Regions from separate parts of the Homo sapiens genome. Here region 1 is linked to region 2. A link is a loop called in an ENCODE intact Hi-C map of the cell type or tissue named here. Cell type or tissue: sigmoid colon. All regions are shown on one strand.

Region 1 (8,000 bases), 200 kb after region 2:
CCCTACAAACGTTATAAAATTAATTAGGGAGGAGGGGAGAGGGAGAAATGAAAATAAGCTAAGCTTGCAGCACGTTCAGCGTAAACCATGAGGGCAGCTGCTCTCTGACCCCTTTCCTCATAGTTGTTCGTGCCAATTGCCTCCGAGTCACAGAGACCTCGTCAAAAGATTACAGTCCCCATCACTGCTCTATAGGCAGCAACTTGAACATTATAAAATGTTATGTTTTCCAGGTGAGGGACTCTGTTGGGTCCTGCATACGAATGGAACCACTGATGCCAGCTGGTCTGAAGGACCCCACAGGAGCTGACTCACCGAAGAACACAGCTTGTACACCCTGATGGTTTCATCCTCCTTATCCTGACCAATCAACAACCTCAATCTTCTATCCCTCACCCTCCACAATCTCCTTAAAAACCCCAGCTCAGAACTCCTCCGGAAGATGGGTTTGGGGGTCTCCACTCATCCCTTGCTCCATCCCTGTGATCATTAAACTCTTTCTCTGCTACAAATCTTGCTGTCTTGGTGTTACTGCTCTGTTATTGTACAGCGGGCATATGCATCCGTTGGTCCTGTAACACCATTTATGGTGCTTTGTTATAGCAGTCTGTATGGACTAAGACACATAGTTGAGAGGTTCTGTAGAACTATGGGGAAGAGGCAGGAGAAATTTGATTGAAACTGCAAAGAGTTGATATGCATGGCCTCTTCAGAAATGGTAAGTGCACAATGTGTTTTGGTGAAAAGTAATGCAGTAGGAACTTGCCAGTAAGAATGATTCATCAAAATGCAGAGCTACAGTTTGACTCATGCCTAACAGTAATTCTATTTTCCAGACATGCTAGTGATGCCCCTTTGTGCTTCAGACCCTACAGTTATACATTATTTATGCCAAGCTTCAGCTTTTATTATTTAAGTATTCGAAGATTTGCATTTTAAAGGTACTTAGCACTGTACTTGATCCTTCATAAGTGCTGCATAAGTAAATATAAAGTGAATAAATAACTTCCCACTGTAACCACCAGTTTCCTTGCTATGCTCCTGTTTCTTAGTTCCACCTAAGCCACTTGCTATTTGGCAATACAGTAGCCTTGAGTTTGAGTTATAGCTCCAATAAAAGATCTTTGTTCAACTAATTAAGGATGCATTTGTTTGATTTTGGTGATTACTGAGTTAACTATGCAGCAAATTCTTCTGTGATAGAAAATATGTATAAATTGGAAATAAATTTACTCTGTCCACCAGACTGGAGTGAGGTGGCACAATCTTGGCTCACTGCACCCTCCGCCTCCCAGGCTCAAGCAATTCTCCTGCCTCAGCCTCCAGAGTAGCTGGGATTACAGGCGCCTACCACCACGCCTGGCTAATTTTTGTATTTTTAGTAGAGACAGGGTTTCACTATGTTGGCCAGGCTGGTCTCAAACTCCTGACCTCAGGTGATCCACCCACCTCAACCTCCCAGAGTGCTAGGATTACAGGCGTGAGCCACTGCGCCCAGTCAACAAGAACAATTTATCCAAGAACTCTGTTGGTATAACTAAGATTATCTTTTTTATCATATAAAAAATTGTCTTCCTATAATCCGTATGTATAATTGCATAATAACTATAAAATTTGGATGCCTAAGCATTTATGTGTACCAAAGGGTTCATAGAATCAATAATCTGTACTGTTTCCACTGTTCTTCAAGTAGATTTCTAGATTAACTATGAAGTCCAAAGGAAGACTGTCAGCAGGATGATCATTTTTTCTTGCCCACCAGATGCACACTCGCAGCACTCCCCTGCCAGCCCGTATTCCCCCATCCGTTTTCCTCATGCGGAAATTAGGGAAGCAGGAGCGCACAGGGGTCCACAAAGGCTGACAATGAAAACACACTGAAATGTACCTCAAGGTCTCTACTGAGACATTCAGACATTGACTATGATAAGGCTGTGCAGCTGAGGTGCACGAATTTCACGTGTATGCAACATGAGAGATATTTGCAGGAAGTTAAGCTTCACGATGGGAAATGCCTGTGTGGGTGTATTTGTTTGTTTTAAATACTTAAGGATGATCAGAGACTATGGGGGGAAAAGCTGTTCTTCCTAAGAGAAATTCACTCTCATTTTCTAAGGAATTCTTCCCCTTTCCTCTGCTTCCCTGCAGGAAACGTGGAGTGAGACCAAAGCTGTGACTCCAGTCCACACCAGAGCCCAGGAAGACTCCCAGGACCCTGGAGATGCCTGAGGACCAGGGGCTTGTGGTATGCGGGAAGGAGGGTTCTACAGTCACCATGAGGAACAGCAATTGGCTGTAGTAAAATACGGACTGACAAAGGCAGGAAGGCAAAAGGCACCCAGGTTCGCCCAGGTGAGATGAGAGGCCCAGTTCTTCCGAGGTAGGTGTGGTGTCCCTCAAAAGCCCCCAGGGTTCTGTTGTGGGCACCACAGTGTCTGGAAGTGTGTGTGGTTGGCGGGGCGGGGGGGGGGTTTGTCAAGGAAGGGCCTTGAGGCTCATTTCCCCTGCAGCAGCAGGAGCAAGGGGCTGGCACTGGGAAGCCTCGCCCTCGTTGCAGCAGGCAGGTGGGTGGATGGTTGGATGAACAGCATAACCCTGCAGTGAAGTCTGTGGAGGGAACAGAGGTGCATGGATGGAGACATGCACACAGCCCACCAGAGACTGGGAACCCCCACACCCACATGGTCCTCTCATTTATCCAGAAAGGCGAACATCAGGTTTGAGGAGGAATGGAACCTAAAACAAATCTTTTCCCTAAATGTGGAGCTGATGCGACCAGTTGTCTCTGCTCTCCAGTTCCTGTTTCTCACACAGAGCGCACCTACTGACCTGGCAGTGGCTTGTTGGGAGGCGATTCCTTGCATGCCCAAGCCCAATTGCATAGGTCAAGATGAGACCCACTTCTCAGGCTTCAGTTCCCTGCAAATGAAGTAGAACTTAGGACCCCCATACTTCCCAGTGATCCTAGCAGGCGTCACTGGGGTCTCCACTCTTGCCAGTTAACCCAGTTGACCACATTAGGGACTGTCATGCCTCCCCAGTGACAATCTCATAAAGGAGGAAGAGACTGTAGACAGATAAAAGCAGCAGTAGATGAAGCAGATATGCTCTTGAAGATGCATGTTCATGAGAACAGACCCAAATAGACTCAGATGGTCTCACTCCCATTGAGGCTATATAGAACGCATGACAAAGATATACATGATTTTCAAGGCCACTTTTCAAGTATTAAATAAATGTATCACATAGTGATTAAAAAGTGCAATCTCTAATCCTGAGTTTCTGCTGCCCAAAAGATGTCTAATAGTATAATGAGAACATTTCCTCCAGGGCTCAAAGTATGCTCCCTATCAGGTACAGGCCAGACATGAGGCCCCAGTGGTCTGGAGCAGGCAGGAGGTGAAAAACAGGACACACTGTGGAGCAGAGAATACAAATGGGAGGCCGAGGCGGGCGGATCACAAGCTCAGGAGTTCAGGACCAGCCTGGCCACTATGGTGAAACCTGGTCTCTACTAAAGATACAAAAATTAGCTGGGCATGGTGGCACACTTCTGTAGTCCCAGCTACTTGGGAGGCTGAGGCAGGAGAATCGCTTGAACCCAGGAGGCAGAGGTTGCAGTGAGCCGAGATCATGCCACTGCACTCCAGCCTGGGCAACAGAGTGAGACTCCGTTTCAAAAAAAAAAAAAAAAAGAATATGTACGGAGGACACGAGTGATCTCAGAAGAGTCTGCTGAACACTGGACTTGAGCCTGGCACGGAATGCCCAGTCCCGCTCTCCACCCAAAGGAGCTGGACCTCAGATCACCCCAAACCACTCCTGGCTCATGGTGGAGCACACATGTTCCAAAACTTAGGAAAGTGAGGACTGTATTTGGGGCAGAGAAAGAAAAAATGGATCAGGACAACATATGAAAGATCTAAAGAAAATAAGTAAAGGCTTAATTATTGTTTTGAAAATAATTTGTCAAAGTGTTTGAGGTTTTTTTACAGCAAGCTCCATAATTCGGTAACTCAAAATTATGTTCCTAATATAAAAATGTCATTTGGAGGTTTAATTATTTGTAATTTTTATACTTTTTAGTTTTGTAAATTTAAGAGTTCTATTCTGGGTTGATGAAAGTAGAAAATGTAAGGTGTGGGAAAATTACAAAAACAGAGGAGATTCTGAAATAATCCTTAAGAAACCACCTAAATTCCTAGGAGAATTTCACAGTTTCAAAGGCTATGAAATGGGTGGGCTCAGGCCTAGATCTCCAAGGTACAAGGAGAGCCAGGTGACACCTGTGTTCCAGGGGAAGAGAATAGAAAATGGACTGAGGACTGTCTCTGACAGGGTGAGCAGCTGGAGTGGGAAGGAGCGATTTGGGGGACCCAGGAGGGTGGAGGGACTGGGGGCTGGGAGCTGAGGGCGGGGCTGTGCTTCAGCCTCCTCCTCCCACTGCCCCTCCCCCACCCCCAGGAGCCCTTTGTGAGGAGGAGGCCCCAGCTGTGTGATACAAGCCTGGGCCCCAGTCCCTAGTCCCAAAGGGGATGCCCAGAGCTCAGTTGCTTGAAGGCGATGGGAAATCTCGTCATCCCTCTAGGGAAGGGCAGGGCAGGCAGGGTTGAGAGTGGGCAGAGGATTCCACCCCCAGCTCCCAGACCATCTGTGGAGTGCACAGGAGACGACATTGCACTTCAGATGGAGAAAATGCTCTTTCCTCTGAAGAGCCCTAGTGCCACATGGCTGAGCCCTAGCTCCACTCCCTGGATGATGGATTTCATCCTCACCAGTGTGTGTGGCCTAGTGCTCCTCTTCCTATTGCTCCTCTACGTCCACAGTGACCCACCCTCACCCCCGCCCGGGAGGAAGAGGAGCAGCAGGGAGGTAAGGAGTCCTCAGCCCAGCCCCACAGAGAAAGATTCTCTCTTCTTTTCCTCCCCTCATTTCCACTTTTCCTAAGCAATGTGAGACCCTTCTGTGATGGGAAATCTCGTCATCCCTCTAGGGAAGGGCAAGGCAGGCAGGGGTGAGAGTGGGCAGAGGATTCCATCCCGAGCTCATCTGTGGGGTGCACAGGAGGCGTCAGGGCAAAAACCAACACTGGACTCAGTGGCAAGGACCGGGTCAGGAGAGGGGTGAGGTCTCTGTGGGAGGAGAGGCCCCAGCCCTGGCTCATCACCCCCTTCCTGGGGCAGGTGCCTGGGGGCCCAGCCTCCTCTGTATGATCTGGGTGTGATCTGGGAGCTGTGCTGAGCTCCTGAGAGCCTCCCAGTAGAGCCTGGATTCGCCTGTGGCTGCACCCCGGCCACATGTGCTTTTTCCTCCTTCACCACAGCCCCATGGTACCCTGGCCTCCTCTCCATTCTCATCCAAAGCAGAATCCTACTGGCAGCTCAGAGGCGCCTGTGGGCCTGAGCCTAGGTGTTCCTTGAGCGGAGGAGCAGGGACTGGGGACAGCCAGGTTGGAGTCACACAGACAACCCTTCCTTGCATTTCCCTAAGAAGGAAAACAGAAAACATTTCATTCACGGTAAACATGAGTAAAAAGCACACACAGAGCTCCCTGAGCTAGAGGCTGAGAGCCGTGTCCCTCATGAGCACTGCGTGTGTGCAGCTGGTCTGGGGAGAGGAGACTGAGAACTGGTCCCAGCCCCTCATCCTTTCTTGCCTCTCAGCCTCAAAGGGAGAGAAGCGGGAGGTCCAGGAGCAGGAAGATCTCAGCTCTGAAAGGTGAGGCTCTGCTGCCCCCCGGGACTCCCCAGAGGTAACTGAGCTTTGCCTGTCCCTGAGGAAGTCATTTGCAGAGGCCTGAGAGGGAAGCTCCTGGGAGAGAAATCAGAACCTGCGGCCTCCTCAGATTCCCTGCGGGAATGAAGCCACGGGCCTGGGACCGGTATTGCCCATAAGGGGGCGGTGTGGGGAAGGGACCAAGGCCTGCCTGGATATGGGGGGAGGTCAGGGAGGCTCCAGGTCCATGTGGACAGCTGTTCACCTCAGCAATGGCTGACTCCTCTTTGAGACCACCCATTTGCTCTCCCAACAAGATGGTTGTGACACCGATGAGGGGGTGGACGTGGAAGCACTTTTTGCAAATGACAAAGTGCTGCACAGTGGAAACCTTCCTGTCACCATTGGGGCCATGTGGCCTCGGACACAGATGCGAGGGCTTCAGGGTCTAGTCCCCCATGGTGTCCCCTAAAAAGACATCCACTCAGCCTCCATGAGGTTCCCAGGCACCGCCCTCTCCACCATAACCCTGTCTCCTGATTTCCAGCTTGCAGAATCCTCCTGAGGGAGCTGGAGGAGACTCGGGACCTGAACTACCTTCTGGAAAGGTGAGGAGCTTCCCCCTTCTGTCCCTGTCCTCCTTCCTACCAGGGCCTCTGATGCAACCCTACGGCCTGGTGGTGATCTGGGAGGGGGAGGTCCCGGGAAGGGGACAGGAGGGGACTGAAGCCCTGGGGCAGGCTTAGGCAGAGCTTTATGAAGTCAGCAGTTGGGGAGGTGGAGGAACCGGGGGCCCCAGGTGCCCACCCGTCCCAGCTTCCCGGCCCCATCTACCCCTGGCTGCAGCTTGTGCCTCTTGTCTCCTGCAGCCACCTGAGGAAGCTCGCTGGCGAAGGCAGCTCCCACCTGCCCTTAGGTGGAGACCCCCTGGGGGACGTGTGTAAACCAGTGCCTGCTAAGGCCCACCAGCCGCATGGGAAATGCATGCAAGATCCGTCTCCTGCCAGCTTGTCCCCACCAGCTCCCCCAGCTCCTCTGGCCTCCACCCTGTCACCAGGCCCGATGACCTTCTCAGAGCCTTTTGGACCACACTCAACCCTGAGTGCCTCCGGGCCACCAGAGCCCTTGCTTCCCCTAAAATGCCCTGCAACCCAGCCACATGTGGTTTTTCCTCCTTCACCACAGCCGCATGGTCCCCTGGCCTCCTCTCCACCTCCACCCGACTCCAGCCTGGCTGGACTTCAGTGTGGCTCCACAACATGCCCCGTCCCCCAGAGCTCCCCTCTACACAACCAGGTGCTGCCTCCTCCAACCAGGGTGATCTCTGGCCTGGGGTGCTCCAGCGATCCCATCTGGGACCTCTATTGCTGGAGGGAGGCTGCCACCACCTGGGGCCTCTCCACCTACTCACATGGCAAATCCCAGCCACGGCATCTTCCCGACCACACCTCAGAGGCTTCCTTCTGGGGAGACCCCACACCCAAGCACATGGAGGTAGGTGGCTGCACATTCATCCACCCTGACGTGCAGAAGCTGCTGGAGACCCTCATCGCCAAGAGAGCACTGATGAAGATGTGGCAGGAGAAAGAAAGAAAACGGGCCGACCACCCGCACATGACATCACTGGGGAAGGAGTGGGACATCACGACCCTAAATCCCTTCTGGAACGTGTCAACCCAGCCACAGCAGCTGCCCCGTCCTCAGCAAGTCTCTGATGCCACAACCGTGGGGAACCACTTACAGCAGAAACGCAGCCAGCTTTTCTGGGACCTCCCCTCTCTCAATAGCGAGTCCCTGGCGACCACAGTCTGGGTTTCTAGGAACCCTTCCTCACAGAATGCACACTCTGTACCACTGGATAAAGCCTCCACTTCTCTTCCAGGTGAACCTGAGGTTGAGGCATCCTCACAGCTTTCCCAGGCACCGCCCCAGCCCCACCACATGGCCCAGCCCCAACATTTCACTCCAGCCTGGCCCCAGTCCCAGCCCCCACCTTTGGCTGAGATCCAGACCCAGGCCCACCTCTCACCCCCTGTCCCAAGCCTGGGGTGCTCTTCTCCACCCCAGATTAGGGGCTGTGGGGCATCTTACCCTACATCCCAGGAGAGGACACAGTCTGTCATCCCCACTGGAAAGGAGTATCTTGAATGGCCCTTGAAGAAGCGACCAAAGTGGAAGAGGGTTTTGCCCTCTCTCCTCAAAAAGTCTCAGGCTGTTCTGAGCCAGCCCACTGCCCACCTTCCCCAAGAGAGGCCGGCCTCCTGGAGCCCCAAGTCAGCCCCCAT
Region 2 (8,000 bases):
CTGATAAATTTCTAAATAAAGTGTGGGGGTCACACACACACACACGCGCACACACACACACACACATTGAAGGCTTCACAGTTGCTCCATCCAACTTGTCATGCATCAAAATGCAATGGAAATAGGCAGATTCTTAGAGACAGAAAACATCTCTATGGTTGCCAGGGGCTGAGCAAAGAGGGGAATGAATGGCAAGTGACTGCTCACGGGTACAGAGCTTCCTTTTGGGGGTGACACAAATGTTCTGGAAGGAGACAGCAGTGATGGTCCTGCAGCACTGAAAATACACTAAAAGCCTCTGAATTTCACAGTTGAAAATGGTGACTTTGATGTTATGTGAATTTTACCTGAATTTTCAAAGTTTTCATTGGAGATAGAAATAAACATACCGCCAGGCACGGTGGCTCACACCTGTAATCCCAGCACTTTGGGAGGCCAAGGCGGGCGGATCACCTGAGGTCGGGAGTTCGAGACCAGCCTAACCAACATGGAAAAACCCTGTCTCTACTAAAAACACAAAATTAGCTGGGCATGGTGGCTCATGCCTGTAATCCCAGCTACTCGGGAGGCTGAGGCAGGAGAATCGCTTGAACCCAGAAGGCAGAGGTTGCGGTGAGCTGAGATCGTGCCATTGCACTCCAGTCTGGGCAACAAGAGTGAAACTCCGTCTCAAAAAAGAAAAAAAGAAACATATCTTCAGCATGGGTAAAAACTGCACACCGGGGATTAGGAATCTTGAGAATCATTATTTGCCTCTTTTTCTGTCACTCACTGGCTCTTTCTCATCCATGCTCAGGATACGCACCGAGGACTCTTCATCCAGCAGCTCCGACCCACACAGAACCTGCAGCCAAGAATTAAGCTCAAGCTGTTTGGCCACTCGGGATCCGGGAAAACCACCCTTGTAGAATCTCTCAAGTGTGGGCTGCTGAGGAGCTTTTTCAGAAGGCGTCGGCCCAGACTGTCTTCCACCAACTCCAGCAGGTTCCCACCTTCACCCCTGGCTTCTAAGCCCACAGGTAGGAACCTCCATGCTGGCCCCGTCTCTCCAGCAGGTGTTGGCTTCCGCACTCTCTCCTTTCAAGGTCTAGGGGGGAAGGGAGTTGTGTTTGGGTCACTTGGCCTATACTGGACCCTGTGGCCTTAGTGGTTTTCAGGTCCAGGTTGGCTGGTAGCCTTGTGTGTGCTGCCTGTTGTCCAGCAGTAACAGACTGACTTGGCAGTAGCAAAACAAGGGCCTCACTGAAATCACAGCCACAGACACAAAGGTCCATCCTCATAAATGTGCAAACTGCAGAATTTGCACAGTCAGCTTTGGGGACACAGTTGCAAATTGCATTGCATTCTACTCAGGGCTCTGGCCTTAGAGACAAAAAGAGCTCAAACTCAAACAGTCCAAGCATAGCACAGATCCAATAGCAGCCCAAGAAGGGTCCTCAACCCTTATCCTTCTTTCTGGAGTGCTACAGGCAGACCCAGTATTGTAGATACATAGAGCAACAAAAAGGGATTTCCAGGAAGCACCATCCTGCTCAGTTCAAGGTTGGATAGAGGTTTCCAGAGGCTCCTTAGTGGTTTTCAGGGATGGTCTCTCTGGTCACATCCACCCTCCTTGGGAACGTTTGCTGCCTTCCGGGCCTTCCACAGACAGGGTTATTGATTCACATTAGGGGGCTGTCACGAAACACCTGGCAGTGAGCAAGAGAAAATGATGCAATCTTGGGTGTGATTCCAACTGAATCCTCCTTTAGACAGAGCGAGTGAGTTTGTGGAAAGATAAGAGACCTTCCAAGAGTTTCCTAAACCAGGACAGTTTTGTGCTTTGTGCCTTGATTCATTCTCTGTATATGATGTCACAGAAGAGCCAGGTCTGTTCCCCAGGTTGATGCTAAAGTTTGTGTTTCTCTTACGTCCCCTCAGTGAGGGAGGACGCTGGGGAGCATGGGTAGCTGCGGAGAGTTGGCTGAGATTTATATTCCCTTTTCAACTTCTGTTCTCTGAACACAGCTATAGAATTGAAATGAGGAGAAGAAAGAATAACCAAAACAGAGTTATAATTCATATTATTATATTGCTGATACATATGTCAATATTTATAGAGTACTGTGTGCCAGGAACTGGAAGAAATATGGTCTGAAGGACGCCTCATTTAATCCAAGTGACAGCTTCCGAGGTGTTTTTACCGCTATTTCCCTGCAGCCTTGAGGGGTCAGTTGGCTTCTCTGAGGCGCACAGGTGGCAAATCCCAGAACATCTGGTGCCTGAGCCAGTGCTTGTCAATAACACCCTGCATAAGGAATTCACAGGCACACCTTTCCATTTTCCAGTGTGATTTTTTTGTTTTTTGTCTTTGCATATTAAGTTAAATGTTATTACAAAAGAGTCAAAACTTTAAAAAATTTAAAAGTAGATAATGGAAAAAATGTGACAGAAGGTTAAGATTAATTTATTATTAAAGAAAAAAATTTATTTTATTTATTTTTTTTTTTTTTTGAGATGGAGTCTCGCTCTGTTGCCCAGGCTGGAGTGCAGTGGTGTGATCTCGGCTCACTGCAACCTCCGCCTCCTGGGTTCAAGTGATTCTCCTGCCTCAGCCTCCCAGGTGGCTGGGACTACAGGTGCATGCCACCACACCAGGCTAACTTTTGTATTTTTAGTAGAGACGAGGTTTCACCATATTGGCCAGGCTGGTCTCAGACTCCTGACCTTGTGATCCACCTGCCTCGGCCTCCCAAAGTGCTGGGATTACAGGCGTGAGCCACCGCACCTGGCCTCCAGTGTGATTTCTGCTCTAGTTGAGGATTTAAGTGGGGTTCAGTTGCTCCCTTAGAGGGAGGCAGCACGCTCCTGCTGTGGTTAAGGGCACTGCAGCCTGAACCTCTGTGGTTAGGAGGGTGGGATATGAGAGAGAGAGAGAGGTCATGAGCTCATGATCTGGAAAGTTTGCAAGGCCTAAGTGGGTGTGCAGATGATGCCCAGGAGCCCCCATTGTGGAGTCCTGGGAGTCACCTGTGGCTCTGCCCTTGGCCTCAGAGGTGAGGTATCCATGGCCTTGCTTCTCCTCAGTATCTGTGTCTGGTCTTTGCAGCAGGTTCCTGGTGAAGGGTGGCTCTGGGTGACCCTTTTTCTGCACGCCCCACCATGGGGGGAGCATCTTTAGCCAGGGATCGGGGAGGGGGTCCTGGCGCGGGGGCAGAAGCCCCTCTGCATGAGAGCCCTAAGGTGCAGGCACACCAGCTGCTTTCAGCCCAGCCGTGGGGTCTGGGGAGGAGGCAGCTGTCCTGGTCCCTGGGCCCCCACAGTCAGTGCCGCCTGCCCCTGGTGGAGGAAGTGTGCGCTGGTGGTTGCCCCTGAAGCCTGGTGGCTGAGGGATCCCTGGGCAGGAGGCATAGCTCGGCAGCTGGACTTGGAGGTGGATGAGACAGACAAGATGCCCCCATCCCTGGACTGGGCGGGTCACCAGGCACTTGCTGCCCTCACAGCTTGTACATCAGCATCAGACAGCGCCCGGGAAATGCAGAGCAGGGCACAAGCACAGGGCACCGCGAGGGCGGCCTGGGGAGATTGGACTTTGGCAGAGGGTATGTGTGTTGGGGGCCAACGGAGCAGCGTGGCTTTGTTAGACACCCGAGGAACTGCCGCTCCTGAGCATGCCTCCAGGGACTGGGCCTGGTTCCTGAAGCAGCAACACTGTCACCTGCCAGGGGGCACTGCTCGTGCCTGGCAGGCCGTGCTGGGGTCTCTTTCAGGCCAGGGCTCTGGACACCAGTGACCTCTCCTAGAATTGTCAGGCCCTTTTCCCTTCAATGAGAGAGATGCCTACATGGCAACATTTATATCATCAGACAGCAAGAAGTTTGCTTTTAGAATTTTGGCCCTTTTCCACTGCCGTTCTCTTGAGAACGCTGGAGGCCAAGGCTGAGCTCCCAGCCAGGAGACCGGACGGGGTCCCCTCGAAGTTTTCTGTTGCACACATCACTCAGCTGTGGGGACACTGAGGGTTGTGGCTGTTGAGCTGTGGGAAGGAAAACATCCAAGGTCATAGGAGGCATGAATGTCCAGGAAGAGTATTTGAAGAAGCCATTCCTATTCCCGCGGAGAGGAGCCTGCGGGAGGAATTCCCGGTGACCAGGTAAAGTGGGTCTCCTGGGAGCCGTCACGTTACACCGCCAGGGGGCAGTAGCTAACAAAAATGATTTCCTGGGATTTCGGTGCTTCCCCATGAAATTATTGTTTTCATAACACCTTGTACAAAGCCTGTCCTAACCTTTTATCCTCCCAACGAAAACTGTCACCGAGGAGCAGGAATGACTGCCATTTACCAACGTCTGCTCTCATTAAGCACAGGGCCACATGCCACTAAAAGAAGGCTTGTTCCTGACAGGCAGGCACCCAGACACAAATTCCAGGTCACAGGGAAGTGGACAGACCCATTCTTGGGCAACCCAGCAGCTTTTGCAGGCTGGGATTAACAATATGCAGAGAAATACACTAAAATGGCAGCTATGTTGACATCAAGACTTACATCATTTTGCTTTTGTTTTCTATTTACATTCCTATCTGCCAACTTTCCTACAGAAATAGAATATGTGTTGGTGTTTTTAAGAATAAATCTTGCCCTCCTAGTGCCCTTTCTCCTTTCCCTGTACCTAATCCTGCCCTTAGGATCCACTTTTCTTCTCCTCATCCCCTCCGTTGGATACCCCCATTATCCATGTCCAAAGTCTTAACTCTTTGGTCTTTAAGTAAGGGATTACCTTGGTGTTTGGATCGCCTGTTTTAAAGTCAGATACCCAGGTGAAATGGTCACTTCTTTAGTGCCTCGCAATGTCTATTGTATTAATGGTAAACCAATGGTACTGCAGTTAAGATCAATGAATCCCTTCTCCAATGCAATTCGTTCACCAAGTTCTTACAGAGCACTCTCTGTGGGCCCTGGGTCACAGCCCTGACCAGAAAGGCAGCTTCTGCCTGCACAAGCCTGGTGGGAGAGACGGGGAGCAGGGCAGGCCAGTGAGTAACTGAGACAGTGAGGAAGCACAGGCTCTATGCCTAAACGCAGGGGACCCAGACTCTGTTATTCAGCTCCCGTACAACACCCACAAGTTCACCATTGTTTACATAATGTTTCCTTTAAACTGACTCACTTTTTAAAATGTACTAAAATACATTGATTTGAAAATGAAAGTTAATATCCCTATCATAAATGGGAACCCAGTGTCACTGCCATAAGTAAAAATAAATGCAGTGAACAGCAACCAATGTGAATAAAATCCCGCTAAACGCCAATGCCCACACCCTCTTCATTAAAAGGGAAGATGAGCAGGTGTTGAGGAAATGCTAAAATCGGAAGGCCTCAAGTGGAGACTCGCTGCAAGAACAACTGAAAGGCCTTCAAGGGAATTTCAAAAAGGAGTAGCTTTCACAGTGTGTGATTCAGCATTATTTAATGCTATGGCCTGCTACTGTCTGAAATCATTTTCCATTTAACCTGCAATAATAATCTCATGTGCAAGAGAGAGAAGTCGCTCAGTGGGAGCTGGAGGAAGACAGAGACTGCGAGTATCAGCAAAGTAGCAGGAAGTGAGAAGGGAAGAAACCCGACCTCTGCCCTCCCACCCTCTCCACAGCCTCCCGTTGGCTGACCCTAAGCAGAAATCACATGGCAAGCCAGCCTAGAGACACAATCCCTAGGACCAGCCACCCGGGCAACAGGGCGGGGCAGAAAAGGTTGTGGGGAGGTAGAGCAAGCGGAAAAGCCCACAGCCTTGCTGGGAACACTGCTGCCCTGCACGTGTGAGGGCAGACACACTCAGCCTGAAGCCAGAGTTGGGGTGGGGACAGAGGCGTGCTCCAGAAAAGGAAACCTCAGGGCCAGCCTGGGAGGGAGACAGGCACACGCTGCCCCCATCGAGTACTCATGTGATCCTTTCCATCCTGCAGTCTCAGTGAGCATCAACAACCTGTACCCAGGCTGCGAGAACGTGAGTGTGAGGAGCCGCAGCATGATGTTCGAGCCGGGTCTTACCAAAGGGATGCTGGAGGTGTTTGTGGCCCCGACCCACCACCCGCACTGCTCGGCCGATGACCAGTCCACCAAGGCCATCGACATCCAGAACGCTTATTTGAATGGTATGCCCTGCCTGCCCCAAGGGAAGGACCTCAGGTTTCCCTTCAACAGGGTTGTAAGTCATCCCTAAAGGGAGCTTGTCCTGAGCTGTATCTGTCACTTCCAGAAGGAAATCCAACACAGACTGATATTCAGAGTGAGCCAGGACTGAAGCATGGCTGGCTACCATCCCTAAACAGTGAAATTAAACACTGGGGTATTGTCAGCGCCTAGTAAAGCACTTGGCATACAGTAAGTGCTTGATAAATGACTGTGGAGTAAATTAATAATATTTGTACATATTTATGGGGTACGTGTGATATTTCATTGCGTGTATAGAATGTGTATGTAATGATCAAGTCACATTATGTGAGGTGTCCGTCACTTTGAGTTTTTATCATTTCTATGTGTTGGGAACATTTCAAGTCCTCTCTTCTAGCTATTTTGAAAAATACAACGCATTGTTAACTATAGTCACCCTATTCTGCTATTGAACACTGGAATGTATTTCTTCTATCTAACTGCATGTTTGTACCCATTAACCAACCTATCTTCATTCCCCTCTCCACACACACACACAGCCTTCCCAGTCTCTGGTATCTATCATTCTACTCCCTACCTCCATAAAATCAACTTTTTTAGCTCCCACATGTGAATGAGAACATGCAGTATTTATCTTTCTGTGCCTGGGTTATTTGACTTAACATAATGACCTCCAGTTCTATCCATGTTGCTGCAAATGACGTGATTTCATTCTGTTTTATGTCTGTGCATAAATAGTGTTCTGTTATGTGTATACCACGTTTTCTTTATTCATTTGTTCCTTGATGGACACTTAGGTCAATTCCGTATCTTTGCTATTGTGAATAGTGCTGAAGTAAACATGGGCGTGCACGTATCCCTTTGATATACTGATTTCCTTTCCTTTGGAAAAATGCACAGTAGTGGAATTACTAGATCATATGTTAGCTCAATTTTTAGTCTTTTTGAGAAATCTCCATGCTATTTTCCATAATAACTGTACTAATTTATATTTCTACCAACAGTATATAAGAATTCTCTTTTCTCTGCATCATTGCCAGCTTCTGCTATTTTTTTTTTGTCTTTTTAATAATAGCCATTCTGATTGGTGTAAGAGGGTGTCTCACTGTGGTTTTGATTTGCATTTCTTGGATGATTAGTGATATTGAACATTTTTCTCATTTACCTGTTGGCCATTTGTATGTCTTCTTTTAAGAAATTTCTATGCAGGTTCTTGCTCATTTTTGTTTTCCTTTCTTTTTCAACTTGTATTTTAGATTCAGGGGTCCCTGTGCAGATTTGTTACCTGGTCATATTGCATGATGCTGAGGTTTAGGGTACAAATGATCCCTCCCTCCCACCCCCTCTAGTAGTCCCCAGTTACTATTGTTGCCATCTTTACATCCATGAGTACCGAATGTTTAGTACCCCCTTATAAGTGAGAACATGCCATATTTGGTTTTCTGTTCCTGTGTTAATTCACTTAGGATAATAGCCTCCAGCTCCATTCATGTTGCTGCAAAGGACATGATTTTCTTCTTTTTTATGGCTTCATAGTATTTCATGATGTATATGTATCATATTGTCTTTATCCAGTCTGCCATTGATGGGCGCCTAGGTTGACTCCGTGTCGTTGCTGTTGTGAATAGTGCTGCAATGAACATACTAGTGCATGTGTCTTTTTGGTGGAACAATTTGTTTCCTTTCGGATATATACCCAGAAATGGGATTGCTGGGTCAAACAGTAGTTTTAAGTTCTTTGAGAAATCTCCAAACTTCTTTCCACAGTGGCTGAACTTATTTACATTCCCACAACGTATAGGTGTTCTCTTTTCTTCACGCCCTCACCAGCATCTCTTGTTTTTTTGTC

Evidence for each region. Peaks named below come from ENCODE experiments on the same cell type or tissue, not always from the same donor. Only the 100,000 strongest peaks of a DNase experiment are listed, where the experiment ranks them.
Region 1: it touches region 2 in a loop (4-fold over the local background); 4 of 110 quality-filtered maps call a loop at or near these places.

The regions. Positions count from the first base shown.
Region 1 is chr9:87,878,329-87,886,328 of GRCh38, forward strand. SPATA31E1 (SPATA31 subfamily E member 1) reads left to right here and starts at 4,549. Exons shown (of 4, transcript NM_178828.5): 1 at 4,549-4,872; 2 at 5,664-5,718; 3 at 6,263-6,323; 4 at 6,585-8,000. The coding sequence starts at 4,564. The region is part of intron 3 of LOC497256 (a long non-coding RNA gene); the gene reads right to left. LOC124902199 (a long non-coding RNA gene) reads left to right here. Exons shown (of 2, transcript XR_007061645.1): 2 at 234-512. In sigmoid colon, no CTCF peak of the experiment used is centred here; no DNase peak of the experiment used is centred here.
Region 2 is chr9:87,680,608-87,688,607 of GRCh38, forward strand. DAPK1 (death associated protein kinase 1) reads left to right here. Exons shown (of 26, transcript NM_004938.4): 20 at 797-1,019; 21 at 5,944-6,132. Among named protein-coding and RNA genes, the nearest start is that of CTSL, 42 kb to the right of the region's middle. In sigmoid colon, a CTCF peak has its summit at 4,168 (motif pointing right); DNase peaks (open chromatin) are centred at 3,372, 4,146 and 5,747; H3K27ac peaks cover 882 bases.